3 separate regions of the Homo sapiens genome follow, and regions 2 and 3 are each linked to region 1. A link is a contact called in ENCODE Hi-C or POLR2A ChIA-PET data. All regions are on one chromosome and are shown on one strand. Each heading gives the region's core, a stretch centred on a gene start or an enhancer-like site at or near the end of the contact. The rest is flanking DNA. Distances are from core to core; before and after follow the strand shown. Region 1 overlaps MYLK3 (myosin light chain kinase 3). Region 2 holds the start of C16orf87 (chromosome 16 open reading frame 87). Region 3 overlaps VPS35 (VPS35 retromer complex component).

Region 1 (4,029 bases), core at 468-2,967:
CTCGTAACCCGCAGAGATGGAGGTCTCCTTGACGCTCACTACCCGGTGTTCAAAAGGAGCTGGTGGGGCCGGACTGTCATCTGCTCAGGAGGCAATAAGGACCTGTGAGCCTCCTCTGTGCAGCCCACACCTCTCGGTCACCTGTGCCAGACCCACTTAGCTTCTCTTGGTCCACCAGGCCCTATGTACAGCCCTGGTATTTGAAACCTTTTCTCCAAACCATCTCAGTAGAGCCATCCATTCGGCAGAGAAGGGAGCCCGTGACAGACAGCACTCAAACCCAGGTCTCCCGGCACCCAGGACAGTGCCCTTGGCAAGGCCGAGAAGTTCTATCCAGTCTGTTCATGACATCTAGAAGGTGATCCTAGTGGATCTGTGTGGCCCACAGGAAACAGAGGGCCCATGTGGACAAGGTGATGGGGCAGTTAGTGACGCCACTATTTTTAAAGGGACTGTAAAGTCAGGGCTGTGGAAACTCATGAGGGTGTTATGAGAGGGAGGCAGCTGGAGAAATAAACATCCACCCTCTCTCCTCTCACCCTCCATCTCCTGCCAGCTGAGCCCAACCAGAAGCTCAGCATGACAGCCCGTGATGGAGCCAGAGGGGCAGGCCCCGGGGCACAGGATTGGGGAGGGGGTGGACAGGGGATCTGTCGGCAAGGGAAATAGAGGACGGCCAGCACTTGGAAAGGTTTGCTTGTTTGTTTGTTTTTTAATGGTTTAGGGTTGTTTTATTTTAATCTTGTCCTTCAGAGGTGATATGAATACCTAGAAATGTTACAGGAAATAGACTAAATGAATAAAACAGAATCTAGAACACACAGCAAGTGCAGTGGTATGAACCGGTTGTGCACCAAGGGCTGGAAGGAAGTTGGCTCGGGCTAGCGTTTGTTCAGTGCTCGCCATGGGAGCACTTTGCCTGCTCTCCAACTACCGGGAACACCGACAGTGGTCCGTGGACAATTCTCAGACCAAGGAGGGTGTGACCCTAGGGCTGGAGGGGTTGAGGGCTTTTAGATCATAAGAACACACCCTGGGTCACTAGCCCGGGTGGGTGGGAATGGCTGACAGTGGTCACAGACACCAATTCATGTCTTCGCTTTTTAACAGAGCCTTCTCTCTCTCAATCCAAAATGAGACTCATGGTGGCAAGCTCAGGTGGGCAGGTGGCGGTAAGAAATCTCCCCAGTGGCCAGGCACAGCGGCTTATGCCTGCAATCCCAAAGCTCTGGGAGGCCGAGGCTGGAGGATCACTTGAACCTGGGTCAAGCCTGCAGGGGACTATGATCATGCCACTGGACTCCAGCCTGGGCAACAGAGCAAGACCCTGTCTCCAAAAAAGGAAATGTACCCAGGTGGGCCACACGTGTCCCCTCTCCCTTACCCCTGCAGCCAGCCCAAGTTCAGGCCCCACATCTCTGCGCCTTGGTCTCCAGCCCCAGGATGTACCTGGAGATGTTCCCGACTCTTGGACGCCCCCAGACTCATATGATCTACCCCTGGAAGCTACAGGAAGACTCCCCAGGAGTAGGGGCTCCAAACTCCCTCCCCTCAGGGCTCGTGTCTAGCCAGGCAACAGCCCCACTTACCCAGAACCACGCTGCCAGCCTCGGCGCCTGGGGGCATCCTCCTTACTGCTTCAGCTCTCACCGGAGCCCTGGCTGCACAGTCCTGCTCAGGCTCAGGGTTTCCCGCCCCTGGGCTTTTGCCCTGCTGCAGGCCCAGGGCCCCAACCTCGTGGTCATTGTCGTCACTCCTGGCCAAGCTTGGTCTCGTGCCAGGCTCGGCCCCAGCCCTTTGCTCCTCCTCTGCCTTCACTCCCCCGGGGCTGCTGCTCTCCTGCAGCGGGGAGAGCTCTCTGGCTCCTTCAGGGGTCTGTTCTCCGGGCTCAGTCCCAGGGGCTTGGAGGCAGCGCCCGGTCCCAGGTGGGCCCTGCTTGCCTGGCTGGGCAGCTGCTGGAGCCTCTGTGGTGAGGGTGGGTCCAAGGCTGCCCCTGCCTGTCATCAGCATCTCCCCAGGAGTATCCATCTCTTGTATGTGGATGGAGATCCTGGGGTGGAGAGAAACATGGTGCTGAGGTTAGAGGCAAGGACTCTGGAGTCAGAACAGACGTGGGTTCCAATGCCCACTGCTGCCATCATTGACAATGGCCCTGGGGCCCTGCTAGACAGGACACCAGGGCAGGAGCTGACTTCAGTGACAGTTGGTGCCATCAGCTCCCAGGATCCCACCGGATGAGGGTCCTGGGAAGCTTGAGAATGGACAGGGGTGAGGACCATACACCCCTGAGAACCTGCTTCTGTCCCAGGAGAACTGAGGCCTGTAGGCGGGAGGCCCGGGTCCCTCTACCTTCCCCTGGGCCCAGTTTCCCTTTCACTTAAATGAAGATAAGGAGAAACCAACTCAAACGTCACACTGGAAGCCCCAGATCAGAAGTATTTGTTTAAAATCAGTCAATTCCAGCTGGGCACAGTGGCTCACACCTGTAATCCCAGTGCTTTGGGAGGCCAAGGTGGGAGGATCCCTTGAGGCCAGGAGTTTGAGACCAGCCTGGGCAACATAGCAAGACCCCACCTCTACAAAAAATAATTTTAAAAAACTTAGCCAGGAGTGGTGGTCCCAGATACTCAGGAGGCTGAGGCAAGAGGACTGCTTAAACCCAGGAGATGGAGGCTACAGTGAGCTATGATCATACCACTGCACTCCAGCCTGGGCGACAGAGTGAGAGACCCTGTCTCAAAAACTAAAATAAAATAAAATCAGGCAATTCTCATAAAAGACTAGACTTTCTGTTCATCTTGAACAAACAGAAGAGCTGGCTGTGCTGGGCCCACGTGCCCACATGGTTGAGGAACAGCTCTCCACTTCAGCACAGGCCCTGCGCACCCTGGCAATGCCCCAGCTCACTTCACTCATTTTCACTGCCCAGACTCTGCAATACTAGGGTTTGTGAGCCCAGATGGAGGTGGGAAAGGCCCTCTGAGCCCCGACCTCTAGAAGGAAGGACCCTGATCCTGGCAGTCAAGTCACCCGGGAATCCAAACCCTCTCTCTCCGAGTCTCCCCACCTCTGGCTGCCTCTTGGTGGGGCTTCTTTTTGCTGGGCCACAATCCCACAGCACGGGGTCTATGTGTGTTAGGGGGTGAGGGTGACAGTGTCTGGCGGGGACTGAGTCTCAGCAGGGAGGCAGGTGGCCTCGATTCTGGGCTTAGCTCTGCCAGCAGGTTGCTGGACAGCTTTGGATAAGTCTGGCCTCAGTTCTCTCTTTTCTCTTCAGGGACGGTGATACCTTACAGATGCACCAAGAGTCAACCAAGAGAGGAAGGCACAAATGCAGGGGTTCAAAAGGGCTAAAATGGCACAACTGCTGTGGAAAACTGGAGGCTCTTCAGAAATTAAAAGTAGGATTACCGCATGTTTCAGCAACTCCACTTCTGGGTATATATCCCAGAGAATCCAAAGCAGGGTCTCCAAGAGACATCTGTACACTCATAACTGTAGCAGCATTACTCACAAAAGCCAAAAGGTGGAAGCAACCCAAATGCCCAGTGATGGATAATACATAGACAGAAGGTGGTGTCTACGCATTATATAGCACAGAATACTATTCAGCCTTAAAGAGGAGGGACGTTCTGACACACACTACAGCATCGATGGACCCTGAGGACACTGTGCTCAGTGAAATGAGCCAGGCACAAAAAGACAAATCCTGTGGCCAGGTGCAGTGGCTCACATCTGTAATCCCAGCGCTTTGGGAGGCCAAGGAGAATGGATCACCTGAGATCAGGAGTTTGATACCAGACTGGCCAACATGGAGAAAGTCCATCTCTACTAAAAATACAAAAATTAGCTGAGTGTGGTGGCACGTGCTTGTAGTCCCAGCTACTTGGGAGGCTGAGGGAGGAGAATAGCTAATCGCTTGAACCCAGGAGGTGGAGTTTGCAGTGAGTTGAGATCATGCCACTGCACTCCAGCCTGGGTGACACAGTGAGACTCCATCACACACACACACACAAAAAGACAAATCCT
Region 2 (4,029 bases), core at 647-3,146, 99 kb after region 1:
TGATTTTATATGAAAGAATAAATATGGGGGAGGGGGTGTATAACAAAATGAATGTGATCTTTCCAAATAAAACGCTGATCTTGTTTTGTTGAACAGTTTTTCAGAAACTCCTATAAGTTTATTATCCTTTGCTCTTTTATATAAAAATAGCCATAAAAAGTGGCTATTTTTCCCAAAAGGTTGCTTTATGCCAATTAGAACAAAGTCAGGATTTGCAAATACTTGTGCCTTACAGAAATTGGAATGCATAACGCATACCATGTAAACCTTACACTTCTACACAATTAACTGGAATAATTGGAAATGATTTAAACACTGAAATAATCTCCCGCAAAGAGTCATATTGCAAAGTCCAGTTTTGTCAAAATTTAACAAATTTAGTTCAGTAGTAAGAATGAAAGTAACTCTTTGGAAAACATGACTAAACTGTTTTTATACTGCATACTGGTATAGCTCCTACACTGTATTTCTTGCACAACCTTTTTCTGATAAGCATTTTTACTACAGCCCATAAAGGATACTTAATAAAACATGTAACATGTTTTCTGTTAAAAGATTTGAAAAACCTACAAGAATTCTCCTTGAAAAATGCACTAAAATCAGCTTATTAAAAAGTCTCCAGCCATTTCAAATTACTCTTGATTTAAAAAAAAAAAAAGGCGGTGGGGGGAGGGGAGGAGAGAAAGGTAGTCATTTTGAAAAAATCCACTCAGTGGAAAAGGAAAAAACACACCCAGATCTACATGTTGGTAACAAACGAGGGCCTTACGAATGGTTTTAACTGAAGTAGTTTTAACTCATTAGATGTTAAGGCTTAAAGGAATGTCTATTATTCCAGTAAAGAATTGAGACACGCTTCAACACAGCGATCACTGAAATGAGATGTTTTAAATTACAACTATTACACCATGAACTCAATGTAGAAAGGAATCGTTTCAAATTCAAGAAACGAGATAGAGAGATAGAGAGATAGAGAGAGACAGACAGAGAGAGAGAGAGAGAGAGAGAGAGAGAGAGAGAGAGAGACACACAGAGACATTCAGACAGACAGGGATACAGATCTGGAAGCAGACAGGCCAAATTTGTAACAGTGGATACTGCGAGGGGTGGGGAAGTTAGGAGCGCCCAAAAAGGAGGAAGGGCTTAAACAGGGGCTTTATTCAATCATGACCCATTAAAAACGATGTAAAGGCAGGATTCGCGATTGCACAGCAAAAATATAATAAATAGATGAGGAAGGGGAAAAAATCTCCAAATTCGCCGAAACTCAAAATCATTACACGCGGCCCCCTTTGTCCCACTCAGGCGCCCGCCCCGGTCGCGGAGGGGCCGTTTTGGGGAAGCCCCGCACCCGTCGGAACCGGGAACAAAGCCGCCCCGGCCGCAGGAGGGGTTCTCGGAGCTAGGGCCTGGCCTCGGAGGCGGGCGTGCGGCACACTCTCGCCGGGGCTGCGGCCCGCAGGCTCCCACCGCTGTCACCGCCGCCGGCGAGGAGAGTCTGGGGCTCCAGACAGCCGCCCGGTGAGCCCACCAAAGGCGCGCTCCTCCAGTGGCCGGGACACAGCAAGAAGGGGCTTGGCCGTCTGGCCGCCGCCAGGTGGACGCTGGCGGGCCACGGCCCCGGGCTTTTCCCGGGAAACCCCTCGGTGCAGCCCGACCGGCCCCGGATCCCCGCCGCCGCCGGCGGGCCCCAGGATCTGCCCACCGCTCGGCCTCCGGGAGCCCGGCGAGGCCCCCCTCCACAGACAACGGCCGCCAAGCCACTGCCGCCCGCCCGCGCGCCCGGCCCCCGGCACCCACCTGTTGGTCGCACTCGGGGCATGATTTGGTGGCCATCTTCACTTTCTTGGCTCGAGTTGCAGACATGCTCCTCTCCCTTAGCGGCGGCAGCAGCGACGGCTCGGGCTCCTCCCCTCACACTTCGGCAGCCCGGCCTCCGCCCGCCCAGTCCCCGCGGGCCTCAAACAAGCCTCTGGCGGGTGCGCGCGCGCGCGTGCGCGAGCTCGCGCGGGACCTGGGCGCCAAGGGGGCGGGGCGGAGCGTCGGCCGGCGGCTCCTGGGGACCGCGACACGCGCTCCCACGGCGGCTCGCGACCCACAGCCCGCCCGCGAGCTCGCCCAGAGTATCACGAGACGAGGGGAGACCTCCCCCCCCTCCGCCAGACCGCCCCGGCGCGGCAGTGGCCACGCCTCCTCTCGGCCTGGCCGACTACGAGGGGGCAAGGCCTGGGCGGGACTCGGCAGTAACGGGCGTCGAGTTCGACCAACGAATGCATAGGTAGGGCGGGCCGTAGTGCTGGGCACGCCCCATCCCCACAGAGACCGTGGGAGCGAAGGCTGGGGAATGAATGGTGAAGGGCGTAGCGTGGATCCTGGCATTTAATAAACTTAAGTAGATGTTACCAAGGCTAATCATTGAGAAATTATGATAGACATTTTATGAGACCACTGGACCCAGCAGCAGAGTGAAAATTCATTTATTTATTCAATATATAATTGCCTAAGTCCCACTGTCAGGAAAATTTGAATAAAATGCAGTGTCAGCCTTCAAGGAGCAGCCTAGCTGTGTAAACCAGTGCTACTCACTATCAAGATGAGGGATCAGATGTTTTTCTTTTTCCAATCTGTCCGTGACTGATACTTACTAAATTAACATTAAAATTAAATTATTCGAGGCTGGGCGCAATGGCTCACGCCTGTAATCCCAGCACTTTGGGAAGCCGAGGAGGGCGGATCTCTTGAGCCCAGGAGTTCCAGACCACCCTGGGCAACATAGCGAGACCCCCATCTCTACAAAAAGTAAAAGATTTTTAAAAATTAGCTGAGCGTGGTGGCCCATGCCTGGAGTCCTAGCTAGTAGAGAGGCTGAGGTGGGAGGATCGCTTGAGCCTATGAGATTGAGGCTTCAGTGAGCCGAGATTGTGGCCACTGCACTCCAGCCTGGGCGACAGAGCGAGACTCCGTCTCAAAAAAAAGAAAAAGAAAGAAAAAGTGAAATTTAAAAACAACTATGCAAAACGTAAGCTTACTTTTAAATATTTAATTTGACAGACCCAAAGTTATACTTAATAAACAATCAGAACAAACATAACAGAAAGAAAATTTACAAACTGTACACTTGGCTCAGAGAAAATTTACCAATATGCATTTATTACAGAGACTGGCTATTCCACTGATAACTTTTTATTCAACAATTGTTAACTAAAGCAAAGTTATGAGTTACAATTTTACATAGTAAATGCCTGTAAGCACACTTTGTATAAATAACAGTTATATAAATGTTTAAAGCTTTTAATATGAAACCCACGAAATTGCTTCCTGTTTGGTCCATTTACAGGCATACCTTGGAGGGACTGGGGGTTCAGTTCCAGGCCATTGCAAAAAAGAGAGCCACACTCAATTTTTTGTTGTTGTTTCCCAGTGTATATAATAAACATGTTTCCACTATACTGTAATATATTAAAAGTACAATAGCATTATGTCTAAAAAACAGTGTACACACGTTGATGTTAAAATTGGGCTAAAAATCCTGGGCAAAATGGTGAAACCCGTCTCCACAAAAAATTAAAAAATAGCCATGTGGTGACAGCGTATGCCTGTAGTCCCAGCTACTCAAGAGGTTGAGTTGGAGGATCCACTGAGCCCAGGAGGTCAAGGCTGCAGTGAACCATGATTGCGCCATTGCACTTCAGCCTGGGTGACAGAGAAAATCCCTGTCTCAAAAAAAAAAAAAAAAAAAAAAAGGAGTTAATCTTCACAAACCCTGCCACTGCTTTATCAACTAATATTTATGTAATATTCTAAATCCTTTGTTGCCATTCCACTATGTTCACAGAATCTTCCCCAGGAGATTCCATCTCAAAAAACCACTTTCTTTGCTCCTTCGTAAGAAGTAACTCCTCATCTGTTCAAGTTTTATCATGAGATTGCAACATTAATCCCAGCACTTTGGGAGGCTGAGACAGGAGGATTGCTTGAGCTCAAGAGTTCAAGACCAACCTGGGCAACATAGTGAAACCTCATCTTCAC
Region 3 (4,029 bases), core at 775-3,274, 73 kb before region 1:
GACCATTTTGTTGGACAATGCAGGGTGCCCTACTGGAGTAATCAGCAATACAAGACCACAAGCCAGGAAACATTTGTCTTTAATCAAACCTAAGGCAAGTCACTACTCTTGGGAATTCAAGTGTATGGTAAATGTGTAGATACTGGCACCTGAATCAGTGTCTGTTGTCCATGCCTACAGCATCCCCATAGGACAAACCCCAGCAAACAGGAAGGTCTCCTGCACAGATTTCTCTACCTTTCATTTACAATATGCAGTCTGGAATTCCCATTGTCAAAGACAATTCTGTTGGGAAATCCTTTCTGCTTGAGCTTATTACCTTGAGGTCTCTGAATGAGAGAGCAAATGTTAACAGAAGACCCCTCTGGAACCTAGACTTTGTGTTTAAATCCCCTCAGTGCCTGTGGTGGTGCATTTATTCCTTGAGGTCTGTCACATTTCTCAATGCCTTTGAGAGCTGCACACGAACTGTACACAAGTGCTCATCATTCTCCTTCTAGGTGCTCTGGTGCCTGATCAACTCAAACGCCTCTCTCTTTGAGCAGTGTCTATCAGCAGGGGCTGTTTTTGCAGTTCATTAACCTGATGACCACCAATTTCAGGCTTGAGGATGAGTCAGAAACATGAATTTCTAGGCAAAGAAGGGATCATCTGGACTCTAAGAATCACTGGTTTCCTGGGTAGAGGCAGGAAAGGGAGGGTAGGAAAGTCTAACACGGCAGGCATCTCTCATCCAGTCACAGCATCTTCCTAGATGTGTCCCCCCAAACTATCCCCTAGTCTTGGAATTTAATGCCATTCAGCACCAAGCCTGCCCTGGTTCAGCGTTTCCATCCACCTGTGAGGGATTCCCCACCACACCCCAATTAAGGACAGGTACTTTTTTGTAAGACACAATAAAAATTACTAAAAAAGGAGAACAGGGAATAGCAGACACACAAAGCACAAAGCCAAATATTTATTACATCCAATAGACATAAAATTACTCTGTCAAATTGCTATAAAGGGTTTTAAATGCTAAGTCAATTTCTAAATATCTATTTCACTACAGGCAGCCAAGAGTATAACTTGCTTCAGCCCATGGGTCTGAGGAGCCTGGGACTGCAGGCCAAAGCACTGGCCTCAGAAGGCTAAATAAACTATTGGACTTGATGTTCCATGAGAATTCATACAACCCTCTGCAGAACTTCCCCATCCCCAATCCCTCAAAGCTCTTCTTCACTGCTCTCCTGCACAAACCCTTACCATCTTCTGTAACTACAGGTCTGTCTTCACAGCAGACTAACGTTCTTGAAGCTAGAGGCTATGATCTTCTTCACCTTTAGATTCAGTGCCTAACTATATCTGGTACCCAGTTTTTGTTCAACAAAAAAAATCTGTAAGTTAAGGATACTAGCAGTGCTTTTGTTTCACTTTTATTTACTTTTGTTGGTTTATTATTTTTAAAATTGGGTTTACCTCAACCCAGAAAATAAGAGATAATTTACACACTGTACTGACATTACCTTACTTGCAAACCAAGCTCTCCAACTCAAGTGTTCTTGACTCATGTCTTTTCTACTATTCCAGTTGTATTTCACAAAACATGTAAATAATATGGACATGTCAAGCCATAATCAGGTTTATACGGGGTAAACTAACACCTACAAAGAACAGAAAGGGTTTGCTGGACTATGACATACCACAGAATGGCTTAACATTTGATACATTTTAGTGGTACTAATTTTATAACTTTGGGAAACATCTGTTCATGTAAAGCCCAGCAAGGGCTAGTCATCAAGTGCTAGCAATGGGAGGGCAGATGGTGAGGGGTTAAGTGATGTAGTCATTTGAAAATGTCTATAAATTTTCCCTTTAAGAGGTGGAGCTTAATTCTCCTTACCCTTGAATATAGGCTAGACTTAGTGACTCCCCACTTACAGAATAAGGCAAAAATGAGCATGTCACTTCCACAGGGAGGCCACTGAAAGGCACTGTGGTTTCCTTCTTGCTTTCATACTCAGGGGAAAGCCAGCCACCATGCTGTGAGGACACTCTATGGAAGGGCCGTCAAGGAGAGGAACTGGGGCCTCTGCCCTCAAGGAAAGGAACTTAGGCCTCTGCCCTCAAGGAGAGGAACTGGGGCCTCTGCCCTCAAGAAGAGGAACTGGGGCCTCTGCCTAACAGCCAGGTCAGTGAGCAGAAAAGTCAGCCCCAGTCAAAGCATCAGATGACTGCAGCCCCAACCAGTATCTTGTTTGCAACCTTACACCACACTCTTTGCCAGAACCACCAGCTAAGCTGCTCCCAAATTCCTGATCCAGAGACCTGTGAGATAAATGTTTGCTGTTTTAAGACAGTAAGTTTTGGGATGGTTTATTATATAGTAGGTAACTAGTATCGGTGGTGAGCCTTTGGGGGGTTTATGTGAATTCATCATGCCTTGGGAAAAGCAGGGTAAAGTTGAGGAAAGAAAAGGGGTATAAATGACTAAAAGAGTAGATGCTGCCTTGTTCAACAAGTGCTTAAAACTAGAGTTAAGTGAGCTCTGTGAATATATGAGAATGACTATTAAACTCTATAGCCATACTACTAGTACTTTTTATCAATTAAAGATAGTATGAAAGGGGAAAAAAAGCTCCAAAATTGTTAATAGCATCTTTATTGTTTCACTGGTGCAAAAAAAAAAATCATAATTGTGATGCATTTCCTGCTAAATTTACAATGAAGGTGATACATAAATTATATAGATCACAAGTTTTCTTTTATACTATTTAAAACCCAATTATATTGATAAATATGTCCAGAGGACAACATGGGTTCTTAATGGATGGCTGAGTCCAAATATGCAAAATATAGCTTCTGGTTTTGACCATGGTGCTTTAAAATTCTCAAACATGCATTAATATATTCTAGTTTTAGGGAAAATCTTACACATGGCCTTATCTTGCAATTTAGGGGAAAGCCCAAGATGAATTTCACATACAGTATTCCTTTCTTCTAAATTAATCTCAAACTGGACTAGAAAACAAGAGACAGACGCTTTTGGGTTAGTACTCCCCAGGAATGAAGAAAATACACAATCAACAATGAAGCAAACAAACAAACAAAAAAAAGGAGAGCTTCATTAGTAGCCAAGATAAGTGCTTGTGGGTTTTGTGTTTTTTTTTTTTTTTTTTTTTACAGATCACAGGAATTTTAAATTGCAGATCAGTCATGCTACTTGGGGTGATCAGAAAGACTTGAACACTTACCAAGTGAATAATTTTATTAAGGTCCTGAAGGTGAGTGTCCGGAGGTGCTGGGTAAAACACATCACAGGTAAGAAATGGGAAACCTACCTCAGCATTTCTGAAAGGCACAATCTATGGAAGGGAAACCTAGCGTAATAAAACCCTCACTGGATGTACATGGAAAGGAGTATGGTGAGCTATTTCCTTTTTAAAGGATGAGACCTTCATAAATTGGCCCCTCGGATTCTGGTGATTCCCGCCGCAAGCGCAAATGCTCCAGTGTGTTATGAAAATGTTTGTTAATCTGCTCTGTTTCTTCACTGGATTCAAGATTCGGGAGGTCTTCTCGAATCTTTTGGATAAGCTGGTTTAAAACCTGAATTGTTACCTACAAAAGAATATGTACAAATTCATGATCAAGCACGTACCACAAAAAATGAAAGGCAATTTAATAAAACTGTTTTGAGGAGCTTCTGTTACACTCATCAATTACCTGAGTAATTATGAAAAAAGAAAGATGGGGATACAATTCCTAGTTTGAACAATTACTGACTATCAAAAAAAAAAAAAAAAAAACAACCCTTTAAAACAAGCAAAATTGGCTCGGCTCAGTGGCTCATCCCTGTACTCCCAGCACTTTGGGAGGCTGAGGTGGGCAGATCACTTGAAGTCAGGAGTTTTGAGACCAGCCTGGCCAACATGGTGGAACCCCATCTCTAGTAATAATACAAAAATTAGCTGGGCGTGGTGCCGGGCGCCTATAATACCAGCTATTCAGGAGGCTGAGGCATGAGAATTGCTTGAACCTGGGAGGCAG

The links. Hi-C counts contacts between places; a loop is a spot of excess contacts on that map. ChIA-PET counts read pairs that join two places held with the same protein, here RNA polymerase II (POLR2A). Pooled maps may share reads with other maps.
Region 2: a map of HepG2 shows a loop between it and region 1 (18-fold over the local background). The contact joins the promoter of C16orf87 here to the enhancer-like site in region 1. A Hi-C loop is called at or near these places in 2 of 168 maps with a recorded cell type or tissue (HepG2 and K562), 2 of 37 single-sample maps with no recorded cell type and 11 of 50 pooled maps. POLR2A ChIA-PET finds 5 or more read pairs at or near these places in 5 of 52 experiments (HEK293, OCI-LY7, activated B cell and 2 more).
Region 3: a map of dorsolateral prefrontal cortex shows a loop between it and region 1 (1.8-fold over the local background). The contact joins two enhancer-like sites. A Hi-C loop is called at or near these places in 1 of 168 maps with a recorded cell type or tissue (dorsolateral prefrontal cortex). POLR2A ChIA-PET finds 5 or more read pairs at or near these places in 4 of 52 experiments (CD4-positive, alpha-beta T cell, Panc1, T-cell and 1 more).

The regions. Positions count from the first base shown.
Region 1 is chr16:46,730,619-46,734,647 of GRCh38, forward strand. MYLK3 (myosin light chain kinase 3) reads right to left here. Exons shown (of 13, transcript NM_182493.3): 4 at 1,590-2,050; 5 at 1-80. Among named protein-coding and RNA genes, the nearest start is that of MYLK3, 16 kb to the right of the region's middle. Within about 2 kb of position 1,718, at least 2 of the 41 ENCODE cell types and tissues checked have a DNase peak (open chromatin) inside an H3K27ac peak, as active enhancers do.
Region 2 is chr16:46,829,284-46,833,312 of GRCh38, forward strand. C16orf87 (chromosome 16 open reading frame 87) reads right to left here and starts at 1,897. Exons shown (of 4, transcript NM_001001436.4): 1 at 1,801-1,897. The coding sequence starts at 1,866. RefSeq lists a silencer at 1,594-2,243.
Region 3 is chr16:46,657,052-46,661,080 of GRCh38, forward strand. VPS35 (VPS35 retromer complex component) reads right to left here. Exons shown (of 17, transcript NM_018206.6): 17 at 1-3,600. The coding sequence ends at 3,421. Among named protein-coding and RNA genes, the nearest start is that of VPS35, 30 kb to the right of the region's middle. Within about 2 kb of position 2,025, at least 5 of the 41 ENCODE cell types and tissues checked have a DNase peak (open chromatin) inside an H3K27ac peak, as active enhancers do.